Regions from separate parts of the Mus musculus genome. Here all the other regions are linked to region 1. Evidence: chromatin loops called from intact Hi-C (ENCODE). Cell type or tissue: heart. All regions are shown on one strand. Region 1 overlaps Gpc1 (glypican 1). Region 2 has its middle 21 kb from the start of Gm36102. Region 3 has its middle 2.6 kb from the start of Olfr1414. Region 4 overlaps Ankmy1 (ankyrin repeat and MYND domain containing 1). Region 5 has its middle 34 kb from the start of Gm29483. Region 6 has its middle 9.2 kb from the start of Gm36102. Region 7 holds the start of Otos (otospiralin).

What was found. Hi-C counts contacts between places; a loop is a spot of excess contacts. Peaks named below come from ENCODE experiments on the same cell type or tissue, not always from the same donor. Only the 100,000 strongest peaks of a DNase experiment are listed, where the experiment ranks them.
Region 2: a loop joins it to region 1, with 10 times the contacts of the local background. A loop is called at or near these places in 7 of 42 quality-filtered maps.
Region 3: it touches region 1 in a loop (4-fold over the local background); 8 of 42 quality-filtered maps call a loop at or near these places.
Region 4: it touches region 1 in a loop (2.1-fold over the local background); 19 of 42 quality-filtered maps call a loop at or near these places.
Region 5: a loop joins it to region 1, with 12 times the contacts of the local background. A loop is called at or near these places in 29 of 42 quality-filtered maps.
Region 6: a loop joins it to region 1, with 5 times the contacts of the local background. A loop is called at or near these places in 3 of 42 quality-filtered maps.
Region 7: it touches region 1 in a loop (9-fold over the local background); 19 of 42 quality-filtered maps call a loop at or near these places.

Annotation. Positions count from the first base shown.
Region 1 is chr1:92,832,466-92,836,465 of GRCm38, reverse strand. All of the region lies in intron 1 of Gpc1 (glypican 1), which reads right to left. Gm29481 (a long non-coding RNA gene) reads left to right here. Exons shown (of 3, transcript XR_003947946.1): 1 at 1-3,771. Among named protein-coding and RNA genes, the nearest start is that of Gpc1, 2.8 kb to the right of the region's middle. In heart, CTCF peaks have their summits at 2,274 (motif pointing right) and 3,621; DNase peaks (open chromatin) are centred at 1,644, 2,255 and 3,725; H3K4me3 peaks cover 1,008 bases; H3K27ac peaks cover 1,014 bases; H3K27me3 peaks cover 3,121 bases.
Region 2 is chr1:92,771,007-92,775,006 of GRCm38, reverse strand. No RefSeq gene overlaps it. Among named protein-coding and RNA genes, the nearest start is that of Gm36102, 21 kb to the right of the region's middle. In heart, no CTCF peak of the experiment used is centred here; a DNase peak (open chromatin) is centred at 2,306; H3K4me3 peaks cover 705 bases; H3K27ac peaks cover 1,415 bases; H3K27me3 peaks cover 1,773 bases.
Region 3 is chr1:92,519,110-92,523,109 of GRCm38, reverse strand. No RefSeq gene overlaps it. Among named protein-coding and RNA genes, the nearest start is that of Olfr1414, 2.6 kb to the right of the region's middle. In heart, a CTCF peak has its summit at 1,623 (motif pointing left); no DNase peak of the experiment used is centred here; H3K27me3 peaks cover 1,249 bases.
Region 4 is chr1:92,893,420-92,897,419 of GRCm38, reverse strand. Ankmy1 (ankyrin repeat and MYND domain containing 1) reads left to right here. Exons shown (of 18, transcript NM_001347091.1): 4 at 1,208-1,351. Among named protein-coding and RNA genes, the nearest start is that of Ankmy1, 7.5 kb to the left of the region's middle. In heart, a CTCF peak has its summit at 2,145 (motif pointing right); a DNase peak (open chromatin) is centred at 2,148; H3K27me3 peaks cover 994 bases.
Region 5 is chr1:92,695,130-92,699,129 of GRCm38, reverse strand. No RefSeq gene overlaps it. Among named protein-coding and RNA genes, the nearest start is that of Gm29483, 34 kb to the left of the region's middle. In heart, a CTCF peak has its summit at 2,103 (motif pointing left); a DNase peak (open chromatin) is centred at 2,031; H3K4me3 peaks cover 104 bases; H3K27ac peaks cover 1,695 bases; H3K27me3 peaks cover 410 bases.
Region 6 is chr1:92,740,994-92,744,993 of GRCm38, reverse strand. No RefSeq gene overlaps it. Among named protein-coding and RNA genes, the nearest start is that of Gm36102, 9.2 kb to the left of the region's middle. In heart, a CTCF peak has its summit at 1,910 (motif pointing left); a DNase peak (open chromatin) is centred at 1,893; H3K27ac peaks cover 316 bases; H3K27me3 peaks cover 549 bases.
Region 7 is chr1:92,647,366-92,651,365 of GRCm38, reverse strand. Otos (otospiralin) reads left to right here and starts at 2,525. Exons shown (of 5, transcript NM_153114.2): 1 at 2,525-2,615. In heart, CTCF peaks have their summits at 2,406 (motif pointing left) and 3,398 (motif pointing right); a DNase peak (open chromatin) is centred at 2,415; H3K27me3 peaks cover 2,378 bases.

The DNA.
Region 1 (4,000 bases):
AGGACATGGGTAGCATCCAACACCACATGACTGTGCCCACAGTCAGGGTAGGTCAGGGCTGGACAGAGGCTTGAACTTCAGGGGCGGGGTGGGGGTGGAGGCTCTGCCTATGTTCTGACATAGCAAAGACCCTGAAATCCCTCTTGACCCAGCCTGAAGAGGACAGTCTTGTTTAAGAAAGAGTCCACCTGTCCCTGCAAGTGACAGCTGGACTACAGGACCCATGGTATAAATGGAGGTGTGTTCGTACACTGGCTGAACCTACCTGGCTCTAAAGTGCATCCCGTTGCTTGGCTGGCATACATGACAGTAAAGCCCCAGTACTTTGGCGGGTGAGGTGAGAGTAGGCCTGTCAGTAGAGACTTGCACTAGTATTCTAGTGTCACTATCATTGTCAGAGCCCCTACCATATTCCTTGGCTAGCCCTGTGTACAGGGCGTCTGCCTACTATTCTTTTGGGACCTAGTCTCATCAAGATCAGTTTGCCTCTCTGTTGTTATTGACAATCTGAGGTTCTGTCCTCGGCCCACAGGAGGCAGTCACGATACCTCTTTGCACACTTTGGGTCACCCCTGTTATATGTCTAGAGCTAGGGAAGGCCCACAAAACCTGCACTGCAAAATCCTACTTCAGGTCTCCAAGCTGAGACAGTGTGACGCTTCCAGAACACAGAGCCTTAGAAAGGAGGTCTGCTCCGGCTTTACTGAGGAATAGCTGCCAGCACAGGCTTTGGCATTTGTCAGACAATGCCCTAAGAACGGTATGTGGCCTCTCTGGCCTTGATGTCCTCTTCTCTCCAGTGGCTCACACAGTCCCTCTCACCCAGTGCTCCCGGGGTAGTTGTGAAAATGCCTCTTTGGAGCCAGTTCATCAGGAACCCTCTCAGCTGATGGACACTATCACCTGTGCAGTATGTGCTGACTCTGCAGAAAGCCTCTGGAGCCCAAGAGAGGAAGTTTCCATGGAGAAACAGGATGGCCTGTCCAGCACGAGAGCCGCAGTGCTACAGCAAGGACCCAGGTCATTGCATCACGCAGACGGCCGTGCTGGAACATGGCTCCCTTGGGTACACGTAAGCCCGACGACCGTTGTGCTGGGGATGATGAAAGTCAAGCTCTAAGCAGCACACTAGGGTATGAGGACCACCCCAGGCTTCAGGCTGAGCCACACAGGGGTGTCTCTTCCTGGGCAGAATAGGGCACGCAGATACTTTCAGTCCAGGGTGGCGAATGTGCCAGTGACTTCTGAGAGCCACAGACCTTAGTTGGCTTCTACAGAAAGTCAGACAACTCCTAAGAGGTGGAAAGGGCATACAGGAACAAGAGGACCTTGGATTCCGAACTACTGTACAGAAGGCCAAAGCTCACATAGAGACTTAGAGTCCTGCTGGGAGCTTAGTGAATAGTCATTGTGGGGTTTTGGTATGAGGTGCCCACCTTAGCTGGCAGGCAGACAGGAACACTGTGATTTTAGGACATAGAAGCTTGATAGTTTTAAGTTCTTCTGATGCCCAGCCCCTACTCTGCCCAGGCTGGGGACCCTAAGGAGGGCTGTGTGCGCTCTGCTAAGGCCATCTCCACCTTCCACCTCCAGGCTGCGGTACAGCTGCCAAGAAACACGTGTTCATCTGCAGTTGTTTATAGAGAACCTACTTGGTTGTGGCCAGTGGCCTGGATGGACTTTGTGTTGACAACAGAGACCAGGCAGGGGTAGTCTCTGACCCTAGAATCCAAATGGAAAACCCTGGTATAGAGCTAACTACAGAGGGTATACTTAGGAACATAGCCCAGAACAGTCCTGCCAGCTAAGAGAGACTTGCTTGCCCATGGCTGTGATTCAGCAGTGGGCTCCTAGCAACCTCACCTAGACCTTGCTCCCCGGCAGGGCCCTGGCACAGAAGGAGGATACCACTGTAGTGGCGGCCGCCCCTGGCTAGTTCTCCTCTACAGAATGGGACAGCTGTCATCACTGCTGCCTGGAAAGGCCATCCAGAAAACTAAGCAGTGCCTTCGGTGAGGAGCCAGCCTCTTACATATAGTACTGTTTGATAAAAGGGAAGTCTCCCGCTATTTCTGGTCCCTAAGACTCAGGGGCAGGAAAGGACATCCATTTGCCCATGAGCCACTCTTCCTCTCTCCTAATCACCCAATGACTCCAGTTGAACCTCAGCAGGCACCTATCTCCTGGGGTATTCCCATATTTCTTATAAGTAGGAGCTCTTTGGAACTAAGGGATTACATAGGAGCTCCAGGGAGGACTGCGCCATTAGGGGCCACCAGAGGGCGCCTGGTCCTCAGAGTCCAGGTCTGGTGGCACAGAACCAGACAGGACCCTGAGCTTGGCTGCCCTTTGGGCTACTGCTATCTTAGGAGGTCACCCTGTTTCTCACTCCACATGCTAATACTCTCTTTAGTGCCCTGGGGCTTGGAGGTATTCTCCCACTCTGAGGGCTGTGAGGTGCAGCCCATGGGGTTCCAGAAAAGTGTGGCACCAGTTCTGAGGTGCACCAATAGGGATGATGGGAAAACATAGGCCCCAGCCTTGCATGTCAATAAATAGGGTGTCTCTGAACAAACACTGGGCCCCAACCAGTATGACTGCTGTAATTCTGCAGGGTGCCTACACACCCCAGCTGGATGGGCATCTACGGCTGTCCTCACAGACATCAAAGCCTTTTGCTTGTCTTGTTCCTAATCCCCCACATTCCCCAACTGCAGGGTAGTAAGAACCAGGCTCTCTGGAAGGACCACACCTCTGCTTCTTTATTTTGCCCTCTCACTGCCCTTGTCACTGCCTACATTGCCAGTCCCTGCCTACTCGGGCACAGTAGCTGTGGGTGGGTACAAGCTCAAGAAGGTCTCCAAGAAGGCATTAAGATGGGTGGCATATCCATGCCAAGGTAAGATGTAGGCTGGAAGGCCTCAGGCTGGTATGTGTGCGGAGCAGGGTACGTCTGGCAGGGATAAGAGATACACAAGGATGTCAGGGTATATGTTCCTATTTCTGTGTGTTTGGAGGTGGGTAGAGTGAGCAGGGTACCAACCAAACTATACCTGCTGCTGCCAGGCACCGGGTGACAGTGCCCAGAGAACTGTAGGAGGTGGCTTTGGCAATGGCAGGGCTGTATGTAGAGAGAGGCATAGAAAGGCCTGTTCTGAGGGCATTTGAGAGGGAGATAGTCAAGAGACTCAGGCCACACAATGTGTCTTGTGGGTTCTGTCTCTCCCCAGAAACAGGGTTCTCCATGGCTGGCTATCTACTGCCATTCCCAAGCAAGTTGGGGCCACAGGCCACCCCTCTGGGCAATACTCTTACTTTCCTCATTCAGAGTGCCTACGACACCAGTTGAGTTTGGTCTCTAGTCTGCAAGCCCCCTCAGTTTCAGAAGAATCCCACAGCAGGAATTCCCTGCTCACCAAGGCCCTGGTGTTACACTTATCCAGGAAAGCTCCCCACACATTTAAGAGCAAAGCCTGGGGCTTGGGAGGTCCTTGGGACATTGCATAGGCACTCCAAGCTCATAAAGATTCGGTTCCCAGAGCTCCTGAGGCAGCAGGGAAGGGAAGGGAGGGGAAGGGCTGCTCTCAGCAGCTGCAGGGCCGAGGCCGCCGCCAGGAGGGCCGCTCTTCTTACAAAGAGATGACAAGGCCCCTGGGCGGGATCCAAGACGCCGACCACCTGCAGCTGGGCTCGCAGCTCCAGGCGGCCCGGAGCGCCCGGTCAGACCACGAGTGTGCTAGGATAGGGGCGCTGGCGGGCACAAGTTCCTAGGTAGGAATCCCCTCGAGCCCTGGGGTCCCCTGAATCGCGCAGCGGGCTCACATTTCCTTAGAACCCAGGCTTGAAGTGTAGGATCTCCCCCATAAATCCCACCTAGGCGGCTCCTGCTGTGGATCCGCGTAAATTCCTAAGCAGAACCCTTGACGCCTCTGGGAGAGATCCGCATAGAGAAGTTCCTAGCCCACTGCAACCGGGATATGCGACCCAATAGACCGTCCCA
Region 2 (4,000 bases), 61 kb after region 1:
AGCACACGAGCCTGTAAGAACCAGAGACAGGAGGTGAGCCCGCAGGCTGCGGCTCCAGCAGTCCAGAAGAGCTCACGAGAGACGTCTGAGCGTCTGAGCGCTGAGGGTCCTTATCCAAACCTCCAGAGCTGTAACCGGATCTGGCTGGTGGTGTTCTAAGCCCTAGGCAGCGATTCTCAGCCTTGAGTCCTTGCAGCCAGCAACCCGACCTGGCTCTGAAAGCTTAGAATCCTGAGCCTCTGGTTCTCCAGGCTCAGAGCTAAAAGCCTTATCATTCGGAAACGCAGCTTGTGATTCCCTGAAAGAGATCTGTCAATGAATTCTTTGTTTATCTGCAACTTCTGTGTATCTCTAGCTGCCCTTTATGACACTACGAAGCCGCTTCCTGGGGCAGCTTGGCTGGTGAGTGGCAGAGGACTTGATTTGAATCTTCCTGGAGGACAAGTCTGATACTGGGTGGACACAGAGCTCACCACCGACACCCACAAGGAGACTGTGGGGTTCTTATTAGCCCAGGAATGCTCCACTAGGGCACTGTCTCAGCTTTGACTGTCAGGAGAGCACTGTTGCTATTGCGAGGGTCCCAGGGATGGGACCAGTATGCTTGGATTTAGAGCCAGAGGCTGGTCCTGTCTGGTGTGTGTGTGTGTGTGTGTGTGTGTGTGTGTGTGTGTGTGTGTACCCATATGCCTTGGGCGTCTGGCTCCCTAAGAGTCACAGGGGAATGCATAACACACAGAGACCCAGGTGATTACAACAGTGACCGCTGGAAAACCCCTTTCCAAATGCTTTGATCTGTTTCAAAGAAACCAAAACAAAATAAAACCACACCCTGGCAAACCAAAAAAACTTGCCAACAAAACAAAACAAGAAGAGCTTAGAGAGAGAAGAGACCATCACAAATGTTGAGAAGGGACGCCACAGGAAGACCAGCAGAGTCAACTAACCTGGACCCTGGGGGCTCCCAGAGACTGAACCACCAACCAAAGAGCAAGCATCAGCTGGACCAGGTCCCCGCACATATGTAGCCAATGTGCAGCTTAGCCTTCTTCATGAAGGTCCCCCCCTAGGGCCACTAAATCTGTTGCCTGTCTGTGGATCCCATTCTCATAACTGGGCTGCTTTTCTGGCCATGGTGGGAGAGGATGTGCCTAGCCTTGCAGTGACTTGATGTGCCAGGGTGGAGCGATACCCAGGGGATCTCCCCATTCTGATTTCCCCATTCTTAGGAGAGGATGGGGGAGGAGCTGTGTGAGAAGGGACTGGGAGAAGGGGGTGCGGATATTGGGACGTAAAGTGAATAAATAAATAAATTAATGAAAAAATAAAGTGGGGACACTTAGCTCTGAAGCCACTTTCAAAAGACTTGCAGCCAAGCAGTCACGCTGATGTGAAACTGCCCTAGGTTGGGACACAGAGGTGCAGCTTCCTGGCTAGGTGTTTGCACCATCTGCTTGCAATACTGAGCAGGGCAGTGGCAGAGAAACAAATGGTAAGATGTATAGATGGGTCTTGGCACCCAGGCTTTTCTTTAAACGACGTTGCCTTTCATTCTTGACCCCTGAGAAGGCTGCCCACCAGTTAGGCATCCGTGAGACAGGTCACCCGACCTAAAGCAGAAGGGCTGAGTGACTTTGCTGACTGCTCAGCTCACATGCAACCCTATCTGCAGTCCTGCCCACGGGATCCCCAGGGTATCAGCCTTGCTTACATACCTCCCTTGCCAGCAGACTCTCTACTCCATGAGCTTCCATCCCACTGTCCCTCATCATGAAGGTGCTCACCACATTAGTCCCAAGGAGGCCCACACTGTCACTTCCCAGTGGTGCTGTCTGCTTCCCTGGATCATCTGGAAGCCAGCTGCACTGGGAAGTTCATGCGCTCTCCTTAAGCATTTATAAAAAGAGGGAGACTCCCAGGAATAAAAGCCTAGGCTCTCCTGAAGAGTTGAGCGTGCCTGATTACTAATCCCACCCCCAGACCAGCCTTTTATCGTTGATAAGGCCTGTCTGAATTTAACAGCCACAGAGCCGCACAGACTAGAGACCCGAGGAGTGACATGCCCTTAGATCGCATTTGATGCAAATCCTTTTCACTCCGTCTCAGACTGGTACTTCAAAGGAGCCGAAGATCCTAGAGGCAGAGAGCCGATGCCACCTCCCGCTACCACAGGGATGGCCCTGTGGTAGCTGCGTCTTGCTAAGAATGGCATCTGGCCTCTGGTTCCCTGGGCTGGACATGGGACTTGCTCACTGACACTGCTGGCCAGCATGCTCAGCCATCTCATGTGACCAGGCCACAAAAGACCATGGCAGACATTCAGGCTCACTGGGACACAGAAGGAGCTGATTTTAGTAAGGGATGCAGCTGACACAAACCAGACACAAAACAGACTCAAAACAGACGCAGCCTGTCCTCATCAAGAGCTTTGCCGAGAGAAACCCAAACCAGGATTGGATTTTAACAAGAAGCAAACCATTTGCACATGATGGCCAATGAGAGGCGCTTGACATAATGTCTTGCAAATAGTGGCCCGTGATGACAGGGCCTGTCTACAGACAGGATAAGGGAGAATCAGGCTCGTGTGCAGTTACCAGAGTCATCTTTACTACTGTAGTTTTTTTTTTTTTTTCTTGAAGTGACTGTTTTAGCAAAAATGTTTGCAGTGGTAAGCTACCATGAACAGGCCATCGCCTCCGAGACTTCTTTTTTAACCACTGTAATTTGAAACAAATGTATCAGACCAGGAACACATTTGAGTTCTTGCCTATTCTGACGTGGAAGCCAAAGACGTTTCCTATGTCATCCTGTGGGTGGCTGAGACAGCCTGCAGGTCCTGCTCAGTCACCTTGCCCTTTGAACCCAGACCTGCATCATCAACTTAGGTGACCTCATGGACACAGATAGCCTCATCAGCACCAGTTCCCACTGCTGCTCAAACAGAGTCCGACACGGGGAACCAGCACAGTGGCTTGAAGGGATACAAATAGTATCATTTCTGTATGTAATCAATCAATCCGAAAGGATGACTCGGAGATGAGACATTTCTTATTGGATCATCAAAATCAGGTGTCCCTGGGAAGACTCACCACATTGTCAGTGCCCAGTGGTGGGTGTCCTGTTGCTGGTATGGCAAGGTCTGAGAGATAACTTTGAATTTCCAGTTGGAGCAGCTATAGACTGGTGATGGAACAGAATATCAGGTATCCAGGAGTCCTGTATCAGCAACACCTGCTGCTCAGGGTCCTCCTAGAACTTTCATCCCTGAGAGTCAGTCACTTCCTAATTGGCTCAGACTTGGTATGTGTCTTCTGACCCTCAAGCCCTGCTGTCATCAGATATCAGCACCGTTTCCTCTGGGGGTTGGTGAAAGTCTCAAGCAGTGGTCCCTTAAATAGCATGAACGTATTTGAGTGGCCCCAAGCTAAATTGGAGGATCTACTATAGAAAGCAAACAAAACTATAGGTAGAAGTTGGCTTAGGATTTCTATCGCTGCGATAAAACAAAAGCAAGCAAACAAACAAAACACCACAACCAAAGGCAAGACGGAGAGGAAACGGTTTGTTTCATCTTGTTCTTCTGGGTGACATCATATCACAGAGGCACCCTAGGGCAGGAACTCAACTAGGGCAGGGACCTGGAGGCAGAAGCTGATGCAGAAGCCATAGCTGCAGTGCTACTTGCTGTTTTTTCCTCATGGCTTGCTCAGCCTGCCTTCTTATAACACCCAAGACCACCCAGCTCAATGGTGGCACTGCTCACAGTGAGCTGGGCCCTCCACATCAATCATCCACCATGAAAACACACCACAGGCTTGCCCACAGGCCAATCTGGTGGGAAAAATTTTTCTCAATTGAAGTTCCCTCCTCCACAATGACTCTAACCTGTGTGAAGTTGACATAAAACTAGCTCACATGGTAGTAAAGTTGAGGGCTTTGCGAGGGTTCCGCGCCAACAGCAGTGGCGCTTGTATGTCTTCTGCGCTTGGCCTTCAGCGCT
Region 3 (4,000 bases), 310 kb after region 1:
CAAGGACTTCCTCTGGGTAGAGAGAGACGGTTAATAAAGAAAATGGAGGAAACCCCTGTGTTAGGATGAGGTGTTTAATTTTAATTGAGCGTGTTAATTAGGTGAGCTAAAAGGGGGCTTTTGATTTCTGGACTTCAATACTCAGATAGCTCTACCCAGAGAGTCAGCCTCAAGAGGAGCAAGTGGCCAAATAAGGAACTAGACCTCGGTGACCAGCTTCAGGAATATAGCTTCGGTAATGTAAAAACTAATAGTTTTTAGCAAGGCAGAGGGAATGGGGGAGAAGGGCAAGGCCTGCCAGAGCCGTGTTTGCCATGCTCGGGCTGAGAGTCTCTTAATGGTACATGCTAACCCCACCCCATTGTACTTGACAGCGTGCCAAAGGTCATCGTGCTTAATAAGCCAAGGGAAACGAAGACACCGAGAGAGAACCAAAAGGATCGGAGCATCAGTGTTTACTCTCAAATGACGTGACATCCATGTGGGGGCCACCCAGGAGTCAGCCATCCAACGGGTGAATCGAATGACGTCAGTGAGCACAGACGCACTGTGAAATAAAACTGAGCTATGGCCCGAGACAGGGAAGATAAAAATTAAACCTCTTGTGATGGTGTCAATAAGGCAGCAGCCATTAATAACAACTGCAGCTTGTTACTGAGAACACCAAAGCCCTGAAAATAGAAATGAAGGAAGAGCGGTCAGGGTAAACATGTGGTTTAGATGAAAGTGAAGTGCTGTAGTTTTGTGTGACACCGACACACTCAGTGCATTGTGGGGGAGGCGGTCAGGTCTGACCAGGGGCAGCTTGCCTGGCCTGGCTTGTGGGTCAGTTCACTTTAATGGATATTAACTAGATGCATTTGTGGGAGCTTATAGAACTGCCCCAGCCTGCACAGATCATTCATTTGAGACAGCAAAGGACAGCTGATTGGGAAAACGGGAACAATGACTTTTAATTAACACATTAGAAGCTGGGGTGCTTATGAACCGATTATCGCTCTGTAGCACAAATAGCCTGGGTAAAGACGGATGAGCTGGACACCCAGAGTAGTCAAAGAGCAGCAACGTGTAGAGGCAGGGCCACGTGCCGAGGGGCGGCCTGAAATCTATTTTCTTTATTGCAATCTTCCTCCATGACGAGAGGATGCCAACCTACTGCCATGGGTTGTCTGATCTCACCAGATTCTGTTATTTGGTTGGGGAGGATATAGACCTTGCACAAGCTTTGCTTGCGATAAAACACTAAATTACTGTTGCGGTACTAGCAGAGAGTGGAGATCAAGCTGGGGCTGGGAGAAAGGATGCTAACCTACATACTCACATAGTGAACATCCCCCTTGACGCTCTTGATGCTGCTACTGTGGCTGGCTGTCCACCTGGAAGAGCCCCGTGGAGGAGCAGCTCCCATCCCTGGGCATATGGACCTCACCTGCCCAAGAGAACCCCCGAGGGAAGGCCACGTGTGGGGTATGAACAGAAGCGGGCTACTGCTGACTTGCCAAAGGAAATGCAGTGGTCCCTCAGTGTCTTGGGAATCCTGTGGTGATGAGCACAAGAATTCTGGGAATATCTCCAGCCCCTGCTTTGAAAACAGCTCCCAGCTGAAGTCCGCGGCCGCCACCCAGTGGTAGACGCTGGAATTTGGGATTTAAAAAAAAAAAAAAAAAAAAAAAGTGTGCTGTAATGACAGGGCCTCTTGTCAGGATATCCAGAGTGCTACCGACCTAGACACTGCCTCTAGTTCTGGTCGGCATAAAATAATCTGAAAATTTGAAATTCCAATAAAGGCTGGGTAAACCTCTAAGATGAATTCCCAGAGAGTTCTGGAATGAACAGGAATGGCTACCAGGATAGTGGACCTGTGTTTTTCTTCCGTGGCCGAGTACCAGAGGGACTGACAATCCTGTCCCCACATGGGCAGTGTCCAGGAAGCAGCTCTCAGGAGGTTCTTCCAGCAACCAGCTGATGAGACTGCAGATGGAAGAAGGAAGTTTCTAGAGACTGATGAGCAGTGGTTGGGGGCAGGGGTAGTCGAGGGGGTGATAAGCAAGAGCCCCGTGTGGTCTTCCCACTGACTCCAGCAGTGGCCAAGAACCAAGCTGTGTGGCCAGTGGGAATCTGGTCTGGTGAAGGAGGATGCCCATGTGGGAGTAAGGTCCTGCTGAGGGTGAATATGGTTTCCCCCCATCATGTTGAGGCCTCATGCCTCAGGTGGAGTGGGAGATGGGGGCTGTGTGGGCGGTACTGAGAGCATGGGGTGGAGTCCTTCCAACAGGCTGTTTCAGGTGGGCCTAAGTTCTTCCTCTAGGACTGTCTTGGTTGGTTAGTTGGTTGGTTTGAGAGTGTCAGAAAGCTGAGCCTGGCTCCCCACACACTTGCACACTCTTCCCACGTGCCTGCTCTTAACCTCACGTGCACTTTTGCTGAGGGATACACTTGCCCTCTCCTGACACGGATGGGGCCCTTGATCTTTATAACTTCTCCGACTGCTGTGATATTCCCCTAAGCAATCTCTTTTCCTTATACATTACGCAGCTCCAGGTGGCTTGTTGCAGCAATGGGCTAAGACACGGTTTGTCGGCATCGCTGGAAGTCTGACAGATGCTACTTTCCATCAAACAGTGGTAAATGCAGACTCACCGCTGCCCAAGGCACTGAGGATAAATGACGGATGAGCAGCCAACCCTGAAGAAGACATTGAAAGCGCCCCCTCCACAACTCAGGGAGCATTGTTGAAGAAAGGACAGAAAGAATGCAAAAGCTGGAAGATAAGGACAAGGACAGTGAGTGATGAGCCGTTCTGGGCAAGACTGAGCCCTCTGAATCATGAACTCAGGGAGGTGTGGATACCTGTGCTGGATCTGCATGATAATGGGTTTGTCAACAGACAGCAGTGGGCAGAGGAGGGGCCCAGGGGGCTCTGCCCATCACTGGTGAACTATTCGCTCCTTATGGATTCAGAGAGAGAGAGTCAGTGGCTTCAGCTGTTAACACACTGGTGACCCCACCCAGTTCCATTGAATAGGTGTAATCCAGCGCTTACACAGATGGTCTGTGTTAAACCAGATGGGTCAGAAAAATAAAACTTAAAGTCATGCATGTGGGGAAGGGATCTGAGGAGGAGGAGGTGAGCTGATGGGCTGGGGGAAAGAGAAGAAAGAATGGGGGCAGGGAGTAATCAGAAATATATATATATATATATATATATATATACTGTGAGATTGTCATTAAACCAAATTAATTAATAAAAATAATTTCTCTTGTAACGTAATAGACCATCTAACAGAGGCAAACAGTGCAGGCAGCCATGAACACAGCAAAAGTCTTTCCACTATGGGCAAAAAGCACCTTCCTGCCAGGTGGCCACACAAACCTCTCACTCTTCCCAGGCAATGCCAAGAGCTTGGCCTCCTTGATTCTATACCTATGACTGTATGAAGGATGAAGGACTTGTTATAGCCATGATTATTTTATAGGTTTGGTTTGGTCTATGTTGCCCAGGAACTGGGAAAGGACCATCCACGCCTGAGTTCACAGGCTCTGGCAGGGACTGATGAAAAGTGCTTTGGCTTTTTCTGGGAACCTAAGAAGATGCCCAAATGGGCAATGAGCATGTGGGGACATAAGACCCACCTACGCCATCCTGTGTCCAGACAGCTCACTTGTGGGTTCAGCTGGCTCAGCAAATAACACACTGTAGGACATGGGACTATTTCCAGCTTTGAGAGATTGTGAAAGGAACAGCCATATAGATGGAGGTATCTGGAGTTGTACATGAATATATGTCTAGTTTTACAACTCAATAAGAAACTGCTAGACGTCCTTTACAGAGCAGCTGGACTGTCTTGCTCACACTGGCAGTGTAGGAGAGTCTGCACCCACCACCATCCGGAGCTGTCTGGTGTTCTATTTTAGCCTCTCTGAGAAGCTGGAAGGCCTGCTTGGTTGTGTTTGATTTGTGACACCTACTGGCTGATGGGCGATTATGACTTTGTGGAAA
Region 4 (4,000 bases), 61 kb before region 1:
TATCATGACCAAGGCAACTTTTATAAAGGCAAACATTTAACTAGGGCTGAGTTACAGTTTCAGAGATTCAGTCCATTATCATCATGGAGGGAAGCATGGCAGGATGCAGGCAGACTTGATGCTGGAGGAGCCTAGAGTTCTACATCTTGATCCAAATGCAGCCAGAAGGAGACTGTCACATTGGGCATATCTTGAGCTTAGGGGACCTCAAAGCCTGCCTACACAGTAACAAACTTCCTCCAACAGGTCACACCTCCTAATAATGTCACCCCCTATGGCCTAGCATTCAAACACATGGATCTATGGGAGCCAAACCTATTCAAACCACCACAGATGGGGTCTGAGGAGAATTGAGGTGTCAAGATAGGAATAAGGGCATGAGTCCTCTAAGACCCAGAATGGGAGCCCCCAGCAGTCCTGGAAGACATGGGTATCAGGAGCCAGTTTGGGACTCCATGTTGATGGTGATGCTCGAGTGTTTGTGTCTCAAGTCTTCATCTGGCTTCTCATTTGCCCATTGTTCATGGCTTCTTTACATACCATAGCTAAGGGCTCCTGGCCCAGCATCTTCTGAGGATGGAGATGCCACCTAACAGCATACAGGACAAGTACAGAGCCTGGGGGATTGGTAACACCTTCCTTCTCTCTCCCATGTCCTTTGATATACTCACCTGACATACTTACTTGAAGGGCTCAGGCAGGACAAGGACGAGCAGAGGCTCACAATGGACCCAGTACTGAGGAGTCATCATAAATCGACCCTACTTTGTTCTCAGCCAGGCTCAGGGTCCCCCTACCAGCAAGCATCCTCCAGCCAGCTTGGCCTCTGTTACCTGATAGAGAGCTCATAGGGTGGGGTCAGGACTCCTAGGAGGGGAGAGCTCTGCCAAACCTAGAGTGGGTGCTGGCCTGGCAGCAGCTCTATGCAGTTCTGAACTTCCCAAGCTAGTCCAACCCACAGCAGAGGGTAGGGAAGGTGAACTCGTGGGCTGGCTGCCTGGAGACCTCTCTGGGTATTCTGAGTGACCAATGCCAGTTATCACATTGGCTACCTGGACTAAAAGAAGTCTTGTGTCTGGGTTCCCAAGAGGCCTATCACAGCCTTGTAGTCCTCATTCAGCCAGGTGTTGTAGCCTGGCTTAGCAGTCACCTACAAAGGTAATACCCCCTCTTCGATAGGAGGCTCATGGACCTCTCCTCTCCATAGGCCTACCATGGGCAGTTTTACCGGGACCATTTCCATGGCCTGGGCACCTACACGTGGCCGGATGGCTCCAGCTTCACAGGCACGTTTTATCTCAGCCAACGAGAAGGCTACGGGACCATGCACACAAAAACAATGTTATTCCAGGTGAGGAGATGCCGTGATCACATGATAGGCGGGACTGCCCATGTGTTCACGAGGGTCTGGCTGCTGTGTGTTCACTCGAGGGGCAGGGTTGCCATGTGTTTATATGAGGGGAGAGGCTGCTGTGTGAACACATATATGAGGAGTGGGGCGCTGTGTGCTCATGGGAGGATAGTACCACAGTGTGTGTATGTCTGGAGGGGCCTCTGTGTGTTTAGGTGAGGAGTGGGTGCAGCTATTATCTAGGACACTAGAGAAAAAGATATTCAGGCTTTGGGAAAGTTAAAACAGAGGTAGCTTTCTCATTTTAGTGACTATAATACTAATAATAAGGATCTAAATAAAAAAATGAGAATGTGCCGGGCGTGGTGGCGCACACCTTTAATCCCAGCACTCGGGAGGCAGAGGCAGGCAGATTTCTGAGTTTGAGGCCAGCCTGGTCTACAAAGTGAATTCCAGGACAGCCAGGGCTACACAGAGAAACCCTGTCTCAAAAAACAAACCAAAAAAATGTACCATGAATACTTATTTTTAATATATGAAATAGCTCTTTCTTATACATATTATTTAAAATTTGCCTTTTTCCCCACCCCTTAATTTATATATACATATACTTCACAATTATATGCAATCATATATTAGAAAGTTTTGAAAGTTTCAATGAGTGTAGGTTTGTGTGCTCTGGGTACTGAATGACTCCCTCCCCCATATCTGGGCCCCATGCCTTTGTAGTAAGTGTTCCCTCCAGTTAGCCATGGCTGCCCTGCTGCCTGTAATTGGGCCTTTGCTTGAGAGGGCCACAAGGTGGCGCCCTGCAGAGCCATTCTGTGTCTTCCTCTTGGCCTGCAAGGCAGATCCAGCTCCATAGCCCATGTGCCTGTTGTTTCTTTGGTTATTGAAGTCTCTGTGATGTGGAATCACCACAGCTTAACTGAAAGAGCTTTAGACTGTTTCCTGTTTGGGTCGACTGTGAATAAAGCCGCTATGCACACACGTTTAGTTGGATTTTGTGTGTTCATGTAAACAGTAAATGCGTGGTTTTCGTTTCTCTGGGAAAACTTGTAAGTGTAGTCTGAGGGCCATGTGTTGGGGTGCTTCCCTTCTCTGATGTTTGTCCTGACCAATGGATGCAGGGTGGCAGTCTGCATCCTTGTGATCCCTGCTACACTCCCAGCCCCCCCCCCCCCTTTTACTTATTTTGAGATAGCGTCTGATCAAACCGCAGAGTCTAGCCTTGAACTCACTGGGTAACCCAGGCAGGTCTCAACTTTGCAATCTTCCTGCCCAGCTTCCCAAATAGCTGGGGTTACAGGCTATTATCTACATGCCTACCAACTTTATAGTCTTCTTCTTCTTTTTTCTAAAACCTGTTTGTTCATGTGGAGGTCAGAGAACAACTTTGTGGAGTTGGTTCCACGTTTACATTGGTTTGCAGAATGGACTTCTGGACAGTAGGTTTGCATAGCAAGTCTCTATCTGCTGAACCTCTCATCCACACAAGGCTAACTTTTGTTTTTTCTAAATAAATTCCTCTCCTCTCCTCCCCTCCCCTCCCCTCTCCTCCCCTCCCCTCCCCTCCCCTCCCCTCCCCTCCCCTCCCCTCCTCTCCTCTCCTCTCCTCTCTCCCCCCCACCTCTCTCTCCATCCTGAAGACCGCATGACCACAGTTTGTTTCCCCAAGTCCCTCACTCCCCACCTCCCCTCTGACTTCCCCCATTCATTCCTCCTCCATTTCTCTTCAGAAAAAGGTGGATCTTCCATGGATAGCAATTAACCATTGCAAATCAAGTTTCAGTAAGCCTAGGTACCTCCCCTCATACTGAGGCTAGAGGAGGTGACCCCGAAGGAAAGGGTACCTAAAACAGGCAAAAGAATCAGAGGCAGCCCCTGATCTCACTGTTAGGAGTCCCACAAGAAGACCAGGCTACAAAACTGTAACCTCTGTGCAGAGGGCCAAGGCCAACTCCCAAGTGCATTTCAACAGCTGCTGACTGACCACAGTATCTTCCTGACTCACAGACGTTTGCTGTTTGTATTATTTTAAGTTGAATATAAAGTTTTTGTTTTTTATTTATTATCCTTTTGTCTGTTGACTCTGCCGGTGGTTGAACTTGGTAAGTTAGAATGTCTCAGCACCATTGAAGAAATTTAAAATGACTCCTTACAGTTTCAGCTTTATTACTCTGAGACCATGTTATTTCTTTTATAGGTAGATTTTTTTAGATTCATTACATGTCCCTGGTATTTGTTTTATGCCCTTTTATTATAATAAGCTGATGTACCCTTTTTCAAAAATAATCGCTTCAGACCAGGTTTAGTCCCAGCACTTGGGAGGCAGAGGCAGGTATATCTCTATGAATTGAAAGCTAGCCTGGTCTATATAGCAAGCTCAAGGACAGCCAGAGCTATATATAGAGACTCAGTCTCAAAAACGAATAAATGAAAAAAAATAAAATAAACAAAAACCCTCTTCACTGTTTTATGACCCAACGTCTAATTTTAATGTTAATAAAGTTATATAAATTTGGGGATATTATTTTCACTGTGTCGTGCCTGTCACCATAATTTTAAATACTTTTGGCAGTGCTGGAGTGGAGCCCAGGGCCATGCACATGCTAGGATACACATGCTAGGATACACATGCTAGGATAC
Region 5 (4,000 bases), 140 kb after region 1:
CCTGACCTGCCCCCAGCAGGCCTCTTTCACGGCCAGCACGTGCTTCTGTCCTCTTGGCTTTAGGGTCTGGCCTGAACAGGCCCTGCAGGAAGGAGAGAAGGGGGCCATGATAGGGCGAGGAGCCTAGAAAGATGCTCTTGGGAAGAAGGCTGCTGATGGAGAAACATGGGAAGGCTTCCTTGAGGAGGAGGCAGTGGGAAGAGAAGGGATGGAGTGGATTGGGGGAGCAGGAGTGCAGATAGGATGGGGGTGTTTTAGATCCATGAGGGTGAGTCTGGAGCAGGACCTTCTTGGACACAGTGGGCCTAAGATGGGTGCCATTTGAAAAGGTAGGTGTCCCTGGGGGTTCTGGGCTGCGGACACCCCCAGTGGAGCTGGCTTAGGGCCAGCTGATGTCCCCACTTCACACCAGGAGAAAGAAGAAGCAGAGGCAAGAAGGACATTGAGGCACCCAGCTCCCACCCACTGCACCACCCACTGCTGATTTCTGCCCCATCCAGGTGCCCTTCTGCCGCTGGTTGGCACAGCAAGTTATAGCAATGTTGGCAGGACCGTGGCTCTGTCTCAGTGAAGCCCTGGCCTCTTCCTACCACTGAGACACTGGGAGCATAATGGATGTCCTCGTGGAGAGAGCACTGTCTTCAGATTGCTTTCATTTTTTTCCTGTGATATGTTTCCTTTGTGGCGATGCTACGTATTCCTGTTTAAACAGCGTACGCTCATTCTGAGACTAAGTGAGAAGTTTTCCGTCTGCTATGGGCTGTAAGGAAACTCAACCTAACACTGGCTATAGAGCAGGGGACTCCTGAGGGCCAGAGAGGGTGGCACAGGGAGACACTGAGACCAGCCTGTGACCTCTGCACCACCAGGAACCATGATCACACCAGGACTGCCAGGCTAGTAGCTAGGGCTGCCGGCAGCAGAGGCTGCTCTGCTGTCCTTAAAGGCAACCCCAACTAGAACCAACCAGGCATGACCTTGTCAGAGAATCCTCTCAAGGGAAGAGCTAAAGTCAAGGGGTAGACCCTGATCATGATGTGACTAGGCCTCAGCCCTCTCCCCTCAGCTGCCTTCCCAGAGCTGTCCCTGAGACCCAGCCTTATCCTGATGGCTATGTGCCAGCCTTATCCTGGGCTGGAGCTCTGTCTGGACACATAGCCTACAGCACGGGGCCTAAGAGGGCTAGGGGGAGACAGAGTGAGGCCAAGCGTGTACAGACTCAGTGATGCAGGTTGGGCTGTGTCCCTGTATGCTGCATCTGTGGCCCTTCATTCTCCTGAGTGCTCCCCTATCTGTCCTTTGGTCTCATCTTGCTCGGTGGATGACTGAGACCTAGAGGTGAGTTCACAGCCCATGGAACCTCTGAACTCTAAAAAGCCACCCTGGAAGGACACACAGGATCCACCAACCTTTTTGGAGCCCCAAGGGACACTGAAAGAGCCCAGTGCCTAAGGGAACTCAGAATCACTCTGCCCAAGGCTGGCATCCAGTGTGCTTTCTCAGGCTGCGGGATTCCGCACATATTTTCTGAAGCCTTGATGGGCATGCTAAAGCAGTAAATTGGGGCCCACACTGGCCAGTCAAGACCACCTGAGAAGCCTGGATTTTGTGTGTTCATGTGTCATACTTCACTCATTCTTAGCATCCGGCCTGGAGAGCTCAAATTCTGGGATCATCAAGGAGGCTCCAAATAGAGGGAACAGTTGGGGGCCTGGAGCCACTTACTGCCTGCTGTAACTCTCAAAGCAGGCAGCGGTATAGCTTAAATATATGCCTGCCTATAAAGGGTACCATGATCTGCCCCAGCCAAGCCTGGGTGACTGGGATGCAGTCAGGATGGAATTGAGTCTTGTGTCTGTTGTCTTGCTGGGCATGTCTGCTAAGTCCTGAGGCCTCTCTCCGCAGGCCAAGAAGAAGGCCTGATCTTGCCCAGCCTGGTCTAGATAAATTGGGGTACAACTCCTAGCAAGTTAACTTTGGCAGCTGGGATTAGGGCCGGGTTGGGCCTGTAAACAGGGATTCAGAGACTAGCAGAATTCTTATAGAGTGTGTCTGAGGCATCCACTGGTCTTTCTTGAGCTTCAGCGCCTCCTGGTGGTGGGAGGCCATCACTTACAGTAGGCTGTGGGTACTTCAACGTTTTGCCTCCCCAGTCCACTGGGCCTTTGGATTTGAGCTCTGATTAGGAACCTCACACCTGAGAAGGGATTGTGAATCTGGGCCTGGAATCAGAAACTAAGGGATACAGGCAAGGGGAAGGGGTGGGTACCCCAGAGAAAACCAGCCTCCTAGGCCACCGTTTCTCATCCCCAAACAGAGCAAACCTGGTGCCATCTTTACTGGTCCACTTCTCTGCAAGCTGACTTGGAATTGCTCTCTGTGGGTGTTGGGCTAAGTTCAGCCTAACAACAGGGTTTTCTGGAGAGGGGTGTGTGTCAGGTGTGTCAGGCCATGTGGCATGTCACTCTGGATACACAGGCCAAGGCGTGCTCCACCTGTCCCTGTGTAACTCTCCCTGGAAACCAGAAGCCCACACAGGGGCACCTGGAGGGACATTTGTGAGAGGCTACTGGTTGGGTGGGAGACTGAACTGGGTGTCTTCTGGACATTTGTCCTGCAGCCGGGCTCACATCCACTGAACTTGCTGATATGACCTGGGGAATGAGGACCGGGAATTACCAGCTAGAAAGGGCGCTGACCAGCCTGGCACCAGGGGTCCTTGGGTAGTATTAAACTCACCCACTCATGTCTAATTGTATGATATTTCTCCGACGAGAAAATCTCTGAACATGTGGATAAGCATCCAGACAAGAGGCCTGTAGGGGCCTCTCAGACCCGCGACTACCCACTGCCCTCTGGCTCCTGGGCAGCTCTCAGTCCAGTGTGCTGTTTCTCAGGGTTTGTGTTCCCGAGCAGTTTGCCTCTGTTTACTGCAAGTTGTGCCTCTGTGTTTAATGCTGAGTGATGTCATTGTTTTTCTCATGAGTTTCTCTCTGTAAATTTCTGGGATTGCAAGCACATGAAAACCAATTTGATGGGCATTGTGTGGTTTGAATAAGAACGGCCCCCATAGGCTCATATATTTGAAGGTTTAGTCACCAGGGAGTGGAATTCTTTGATAGGTTGAAAATGATTAGGAGGTGTGGCCTTGTGGGAGGAAGTACGTCATTGGGGGTGGGCTTTGAGGTTTCAAAAAGCCCATGCCCCGCCCAGTGTTTTGGCTTGTGGATCAGGATGTAGCTCACAGCTCCTTCTCCATTACCGTGAGTGCTGTCATGGCCCCGCCATAGTGACATGGACTAAATCTCTGAAACTGTAAGCAAGGTCCCAGTCAAATGCTTTCCTATATAAGAGTTGCCTTGGTCATGGTGTCTCTTCACAGCAGTAGAACAGTGACTAAGACAGGCATAGAGAGAGAGGTTCGGTGCTTGTTTCTTTAGAGTAGATTCCTGTGAGTCCCAGCAGGTGTCCTCCGTTTGCTGGTTTGTTTGTTTTTGTTGTTGTTGTTAAAACTTCATACTATAGCCCAGGCTAGACTTGAATTTACCAGATAGTCCAGGCTGGCCTTGAACTTGTGGCAATCCTCCTTTCTCAGTCTGTGGCAAGGGTACTGATGTTGCAGTCATGAAACACTGCACCAACAGTTCACATGGTTCCCAGAAAGTGCCTGTTTCTTCCAGTCCTCACCAGTAGCCAAAGTTCAGAGACTGTGGATGTCTCCAAAAAGGTTCAGTTTTTGTCAAACTAAGCTCTTTGTGAAGTAGCCAGCTAAACTATCATTTTTATTACATCTTTTCAAATTCTTCTGGATTAACGTTTGATTATTCTGTTGATTTTTCAATTCTGCTAAAATTTAGCAGTTCTCTCTTTCTCTCTCTCTCTCTCTCTCTCTCTCTCTCTCTCTCTGTGTGTGTGTGTGTGTGTGTGTGTGTGTGTGTGTGTGTGTGTGTTTGTGTGTGTGTGTAAGCCAGAGAGTGATGCCAGGTCAATCTCACTTTAT
Region 6 (4,000 bases), 91 kb after region 1:
GACACAATTATCTGCTGGCTTCCAACCAGTGATTCATGGTTTGAGATCAGCAGTTCTCAGCTGATCTCCAGGTCACTGCCAGGCCCCTGCTTGTGTAAGGGTGGGAGTTGTCGGAGCTACTACGCTGGAGGTTAGAGGACAGAAAAATGTTAATTATGTTTTGCTAATTCATTAAAGAGTACACATGGAGGGACTCATGGCTCCAGCCCATATGTAGCAGAGAATGGCCTTATCTGGCATCAGTGGGAGGGGAGGCCCTTGGTCCTGTGCAGGCTTGATGCCCCAGAGTAGGAGGATGCTAGGGCGGTGAGGTGGGAGTGGGTGGGGGAGCACCCTCATAGAGGCAGGGAGAGAAGGCATGGGATGGGGGTTTGTGGAGGGGAAACTGGGAAGGGGGACAACATTTGAAATACAAATAAATAAAATAACCAATAAAACAAACAAACAAACAAACAAAACAACTAACCAAAGAAACAAACAAAAGTTAACCAGGGCAAACTCATTACACTTCAACACAGATAATGAATTCTGATGAGGAATATAAATATTTTCCAAATGTAAAGAGAAAAGTTGCACGATTTAAAAGGTTATTTATTATTTTGTGTGGACGTGAGTGTTTGTATCCGCAGTGCAACATGTAGGTACGGGTCAGAAAACAACTGGCTGGCATTGGTTTTCTCCCTCCACTGTGTGGGTCCCAGTTGTCTTGGTCGCAGGTGCCTGTAGCTGCTGAGCCATCTTGATGTTCCTAATTTTTTCCCCTAAAAGCAGTTTTCAGATCTGTCCAGTGTTGGGCTTGCTAGCCATCGTGATTTTTCTAGCTGCTTCTACATCCCATCAGTGGTCAGGATGTGTCCACGACAAACCTTGGCTTCACACAGAAGGTGGGAGGAGAGTTCAGTGGAATTTGTCGATAACTGGGGATGCTGTTGTTTGAAATTAACTAAAACCTGACACATTAGGATCTTCGTTAGTTCAAAGGAGATTATGGAGGTACATTAAAGACTGAACATTTTTCCTTGTTTGTTAAATGACAATCCAGAACTCTGTCTTTGAATGGATTTTTGTACAGTTGCCCTTTGGACATTTGGGAAACACTTGGGTCTCCCTTCCTTTGTGGCCTCACCAGCGCTGGGACATCTTATCAACACACCAGCCCACAGGAAGGTCTCGTGTGCACAAGGTGGGGTTTTCATAGTGCTAATCTTTGATTGTGAGCTTGACAGTTATCATTACCATAGTTTTACCTGCTACCTTTTGTGAAGTCAAAGTTTCATTTTGCTCATTCTAGAGAAAAAGGTCTGCTAAACACAAAGTCTTATTAAATATAGTTTGATCTCCATTACATCCTGCACGGTTTCAGGGACAGGCACGACTGGGGCAGTAAAGGACTGAAGAAGTGCCAGACAGACACACAGGCTTCAGGTTTACTGGAGTCTCTGATGGAGAAGCCATAGAACAGGACCTCAAAAACTCAGTGTGTTTATTACATAGGGTTGAAGAGAGATGAAGGATTGCATACAGCTGAACAAGGGAGTGAGGTCATTACATACGGATAAACAAAGAGGCAGGGTTTACGTGAAACAGCTGGTTCCAGCAGACAGATTCAGCTATGGCTCAAAGTGAGCAAAGAGAGGACTCTGTAGTGAGGGCTGGGTAATAAAACTGGTCCATGGGATGCTTAACTGGGCTGGTATAAGGCAATGGAACTGGTCCATGGGATGCTGAGCTGGGCTGGTATAAGGCAATGGAACTGGTCCATGGGATGCTGAGCTGGGCTGGTATAAGGCAATGGAACTGGTCCATGGGATGCTGAGCTGGGCTGGTATAAGGCAATGGAACTGGCCTATGGAATGCTGAGCTGCACTGGTACAAGGCCATGGAACTGGTCCACTGAATGCTGCCCTCTAATGGAGCAAGGACTATGGAGCTGATCCAAGGACAATAGAAGCCACAGATCATTCCCATGAGCACCAGGCTGTGTATGCACTTGAATACCCAACGAGGTAGAGGACAACTGAGGGACAGAGGCACACTGAACTATAGACCTGGTTTCAGCAAAATGTGAAAGACTGTCTTAATGCTTAGATGGTGGATTCCAGCAGGGATTTATTTCCTCCTGGTCCTAGCTTCCCGACTGCCCATTATTCTTCCTGGCCATTCCCTGCCTTCCCAGGCAGAGGGAAGCAGACGGAGATCCCTGAAGCTTTGTGTCCAATGGGATTCTGTTCCGACAGACCCTTGACCTCCAGCCTCCTGGTCAGCAGCCTTTACTCTCCCTGCAGGAACCTGACACACTTGCGTTCGGGGATCTCAGATGGCTGATCTCTGGGGAGTAGCATGTATGTCTGGTAAAGCTGTCATGCCAGGTACTAAGGGTGCTGAATGAAGACACAAATTGCATAAAAAGAGGAAGGTGACTTGTCTTATACTGGTAAACTTGCTTATCCCGTTGGCCACTATTGGTAAATGTCTAAAAATAAAAATAAGGAACTCCTACATTTCTAGTGCTTGCCAAACGCCCCAGGGTTGACACTGTTGGCATAAGCTCTTTCCTTACAGGTCAGTGCACAGGCCTGGAGTTGCTCCTCTGGTCCCTCTCAATGAAGCAGGCGGAGCCTTGGCTTGAGGTTCAAGCTCCCGCCATGTTAATTCACAAGGTGACCTAGACCAGAGTGGGGGAGTGATTCCACATAAGCTCCTGATTCTGGTGAAAGGACGAAGGAGAGCAAGACATGCTGAGGCTGCAGAGCAGGAGTGTCTATCTTCATTTCTCAAGGCCTAGGGTTAGCCACTGGCTGGCCAGTTTCCTTCTGTGCCTGGGATGGATGCCCTATGCTAAACAGCCAGCCCTCTGTCTGAACTGGGAGGCAGCAGATTCTCTAACAGTCTAGGGTGCCACATACTCTTGCCTGCTTGGGTTCACGCTTGTATGTGAAGTGTCTTCCCTGTCTGCTCTTTCTTCTGCATTGAAGGCCCAGACTCATTCCTGACCCAGCCCATCCGCAAACCTTATTTATATAGTGAAACTTGGGTGCAGGGACATTTGGGCAAGTAAAAGGCTTATTTCTGCTTCTTGGTCACTGCTAGGCTTCCTCCACAGTCTCCTCTAATGTGAGGCTGCACCTCCATTTCTTGGTGGGTGTTGCCAGCTTTAGCATAACATCCTGTCCTGGACTTGGGATATTTCAGTTGGGCCATGGGTCTCAGGAGCAGGACGGGCCTGGGAAAAGTGGCTCCCCACCCCAGGCCAGCCAATGAGGGTGAGTCTGTGTCTCAGTTGCTTCTTAATAGGCTTCGTGCTGCTTGACACACAGACTTAACAACATGTCCTCTCACGAGGTTCATCTCGAGGGCCCCTGAAGCCTTGTCACAGTGCTATGGCCATAAAGCAGAGGCTAGGCAGATGTTTGAGGTCTTTGTAGGAAATCTGGAGCAGGCAGATGGGTTGGAGTTAATCATGGTGGAGAGACAGTGGCACCTTGCTCTGTCACCTCTAACACACATGACATTTTAGCACTTCTCCTTTGAATTTTGCTATAGACACAGATTCTTTAGTTTACAAAAAATTTTTGAACTGGAAAAGAACTACAGTTTCCCGCTTCTTTTCACTTACCCAAATATCCCTGCACCCCAGCTCACTGTATAAATAAGGTTCGCGGTGTTGTGGAGACTGGCCAGGGTCACTCTGAGGCAGGCTCATCTACAAGTTCCACCTGTCCAGGCCTCAAGTCTCCTATCTAGCAGCTGCAGCTGCGGCATAACTTATGGCCTGCTCTAGGCTGTTAGGGGCCTTGTGGCCCTGGTGAGGTTGTTCAGCCTGGGCTCAGCTTACATGACAGTGTTAACTGGATATTTCTTATATGTTTGACTTAAGACATGACTTTTCGTGTGTGTGTGTGTGTGTGTGTGTGTGTGTGTGTGTGTGTGAGAGAGAGAGAGAGAGAGAGAGAGAGAGAGACAGAGACAGAGACAGAGACAGAGAGAGACAGAGAGAGAC
Region 7 (4,000 bases), 190 kb after region 1:
TCACCCAAGGAAAGAAACCCTCCCTGCCCCAAAGCACACCATGGCCTGTCTGTTTCACCAGGTGGGGACCACAAAGGGCTGAGCCTGCAGTCTGGTAGTGCTGGCTACCCACTCCTTGTTCTGTAGTCAGATGCATTTGTGTCCCTCCTCCAGACAGTCACATTCTGGGCCTAGCAGCCCTTCCTCCAAGGGGGACAAAGAAAGGGAAATGTGCCTCAATCAAGTGCCCTTTCTGAAGGCAACCACAAAGAAAATCCCACCTGAGAGCAGGCATGGCTAGGTGTGGCTTTGGTTAAAAACTGAGGTCCTGAACCAGGAACACTCAGCACCCGGAAAGGGTCCATACTGTGACCCTGGAGAGGTAACCAGGTGTCTTAGTCCGGGTTTCTATTGCTGCAACAAAACTATGACCACAAGCAAGTTGGGGAGGAAAGAGTTCATTTGGTTTACACTTCCAGGTTGTAGTCCTTCACTGAGAGAAGTCAGGACAGGAACTGGAGCAGGGCAGGAACCTGGGGGCAGGAGCTGATTGAGAGGCCATGAAGGGATGCTGCTTACTAGCTTGCTCAACCTGCATTCTCATAGAACCTAGGACCACCAGCCCAGGAATGACCCCACCCACAATGGGCTGGCCTTCCTCTATCAGTCACTAATTAAGAAAATGCTCTACAGCTGGATGTCTTAGAGGCATTTCCTCAACTGAGGCTCCTTTCTCTCTGATGACCCTAGCTTATATCAAGTTGACACAAAACCAGCCAGGCATGCATGCGAGAAAGGCAATGAATTGCAGTCCAGAAACTGGTGTTCGGGGCACTCGAACTGGGTGATAACCCATCATCCACACCACCTCTGCTGACAGAAAAACATTCTCCCAGAAACAGGATAACCCATTTACGTTCCTCCTAGGCTGGAAACTGAGCTAGCGGGTCCTTCCCTGCACCCCTCTAGCCCATGCCACAGGGCCTGGCTGGTTCTGGGAGCTCTGTAGCCTACGATATCAAGTCCTAGAGACATAACATTTAACCCTCCCTGTGGTATTAGAAACATGACAGACAAGTCACTTTCAGTTCAAAGGAACTGGGGGAAAGGCTGTGTTACGGCGAGCAGAGATCAGAACTCTGCAGTGGTCTGAGGTGAGAGAGTCACGTCTGCCCAAGGGCTTCTTCTAAGTAAATGGGCCTGTATGGCACTGGATTGATGTCACTCCTGTTGCTGCTGACCTGTGTCTCTGGTATCCTGTCCCCTGACTGGAGTCCAAGGCAGATCCTTCGGCTTGTGTCAGCATGTCCGACGTGGTGAAGCCCTTGTGGGAAAAGCTCAGATGACATCCTTCACAGCCCAGGGTCAACACCAGCCCTTCCTGGGTTCCTGGGAATCTTTTCCCATGATGCAGAGAAATGCAGATGACAAAGAATCCTGTGAGAAAAAACAAACAAACAAACAAACAAAAAACCATGGGCCATGTGAGACCCATCCTTCTGTTGGGGGTCGCAAATGACCACAAGCTAAATATTCCTTGCTGGGAAGGGTATGTACTCCACCTCTCAGGGAGGCAGCTGTGGTGAACCAGGCAACTTCCCAGTGAGATGCCTGGCTCAGTGGTTCAGTTAACCCTTTATGTCACCGAGAAGCCACCAGTGGAGCTTCCTGCAGTCAGGGCAGGGCCTATAGCAATCCCTGGATCCTTGGCCTCAGCAAGATCTTTCAGTTCTGCCTGGGCTGGTTTCTGGATCCATTAGCCCCCAGGAACCCAGATGCTCTCTGTGCGTATTGGGGGTGCAGTATTGATTCCAGATGGTGGCCTCAGGTAGCGCCACACCTATCTTGCTCCTGCCTTCTGATCCCAGGCTCAGCCTCCAAAGCAGCCCGCCTCTTCCCATACTCTATGGGATGACAGCAATAGACACCTGCTTGTCTGTGCACATTGTAAGTGTGTACACACCTGTGTGTGCATATGGTGTTGGGAAGATGAGTGTTTCACCTAAAGTGAATATTTGGGGGTGGGTGGGTTGGGGGACAGATCCCTGGAGATGTTTGAGACATGAAACTTCCGCTAGAAAAGCTGGTCGCTTGAAATTCAAATGTAACCATGCGTCCTGTATTTCTTTCAGCCACACTGGAGTCCCTAGGACCCCCCAACCCCATCTCATCCCAATCCAGGTCAATTCTTCGTGGTTTCTGAAGGGGTACTCGCCGGGGTTGACCTGGGACCTTTTCAGAGAGTCTATGGTCAGTTCAGGAAAAGAACGAGGTATTTTAAAAGAAGGTGATCACATGCTTTCACATTTCAGCTTCAGATCCGTATGCGGTCAGTCTTATGACATGGAAGGAGACTTTGATTATTCCAGAACACAAACCCTGTCCTGTGGGCCAGCTGCACAGGAGCCTGTGAGCATGGCGCCCCCTGGAGGCCATCTCAGAAACATTCCACTCCAAGCTCTGAGCCTGTTCTCCAAGCAGCCTGGGACCGGCTGTCTCACCCCAGGCCCTTCTAGATTTCCTGTTAAAGCTGCCACACCCGCATCAGCTGTGGTGGCGTGGAGGGACTTCCACCTTGACAGGCTTTGCCAAGTCAGCTCAACACGCTCCCAGAATTCTCCCTTTTCATGTCCAAGGTAACATGTTTAGTTAAGCTCTTTAAAAGTCCGATAGGGATGTGTGTGTTTGAGGACAAACATGGGTGACATTAGAAGTCTGCGCCCCCCTCCTTTGTAGGAGCAGGGATGGCACTTCCCAAAGGAAATGTGTCTACCAGGGCATGTTTAGAGGGACAAGGGGCAGCATGACTTCTAGAACCTCTGAATCCCAGCTCTGTGTGGTCACATGACGCCACTCTCCTTGGGTTTGAATCCAGCCAGAAGACTCCAGCCCTGTCAGTGAGGTACTGCTCAGTCCCTGGGACACCCGGGTACTCTGCAGGCACAAGCGGGAGGGCAATGCTGCCATCTGGGACGGAGGACTTAGGGCAGATGTCAGTCTGGGAGATGTGAGGAGAAGGCAGACTGTGAGCCATCACCCCCTACACCCCAGTACTTATGCTGGCCACGGTCCAGGAAACAGGAAGTGACTCTAGGATCAGTTATAAGCCACTTCCGAGGCTTTGCGGGGCTCGGGGATGTATGAACAGTGCAAAACACAGGCGGACCATTCCGTGGCAGAGAAGAATGCAGGAAAACACACTGGCACGATGAACTGTGGCCTTGAGACTTTAAATTATGAGCACCTGCCTGTGTCCATGTTGGGACAGCTCAATGGATGATGGTAAGCTACTCTGGGCTCTGCCTTCTAGGAGAATGAATTTGGGTTGCGCTAGCATTTCAGAGTACAGGCAGGGGCATCTGCGAGGCTCAAGGAGTAATTATTAGTCAGATGTGGTGTCCATGGATGGACAGCAGGGGGCGCCAGATACCTCTGACTCATTCCCAATCCTGGCGTTCGTTACCACAGGGTCCTTTTCAAGCTGACTGCCACGGGAGATAACAAGGGGCCTCTGTCCAGCAGAGTGGCCTTATACATCTAAGCATCTCTTGAATCCAAGCAGACAGACTGTTAAGACCTTGGAGGTTCCCTCCGAGTTTCTGTGTGGGGCGGGATATTATGCACTGGATATCATGCAGGCTTCTGAGCAGTCACTGGGCAGGTTTCAAGTTTGCCCATCCTATATGGTATTGTTCCTGGGCCCGACCTTTGGGAGCTTTTGAGAATTCGAACTCTTCCCTGCCCTCAAGCATTGAATTTTAGAAGGAATCCTAGCAATTATTAAAGGATGGAATCCAGTGTTTTGGGATTCCCATCAAATGTAGGAATGCAAGGGCCCTGGGGAAGGCATTTACCATTAAAAAAAATGACATTTACTTATTGTGTATGTGTTTGCAGTGTGTTCCAGGTGTGTATGTGTAGGTCAGAGAACAACTTGTGGGAGTTCGTTCTCTCCTTCCAGCATGTGAGATGTGGGGATCGAACTCGGTTTAGCAGCAAGCACTTCTACCTGTTCAGCCAT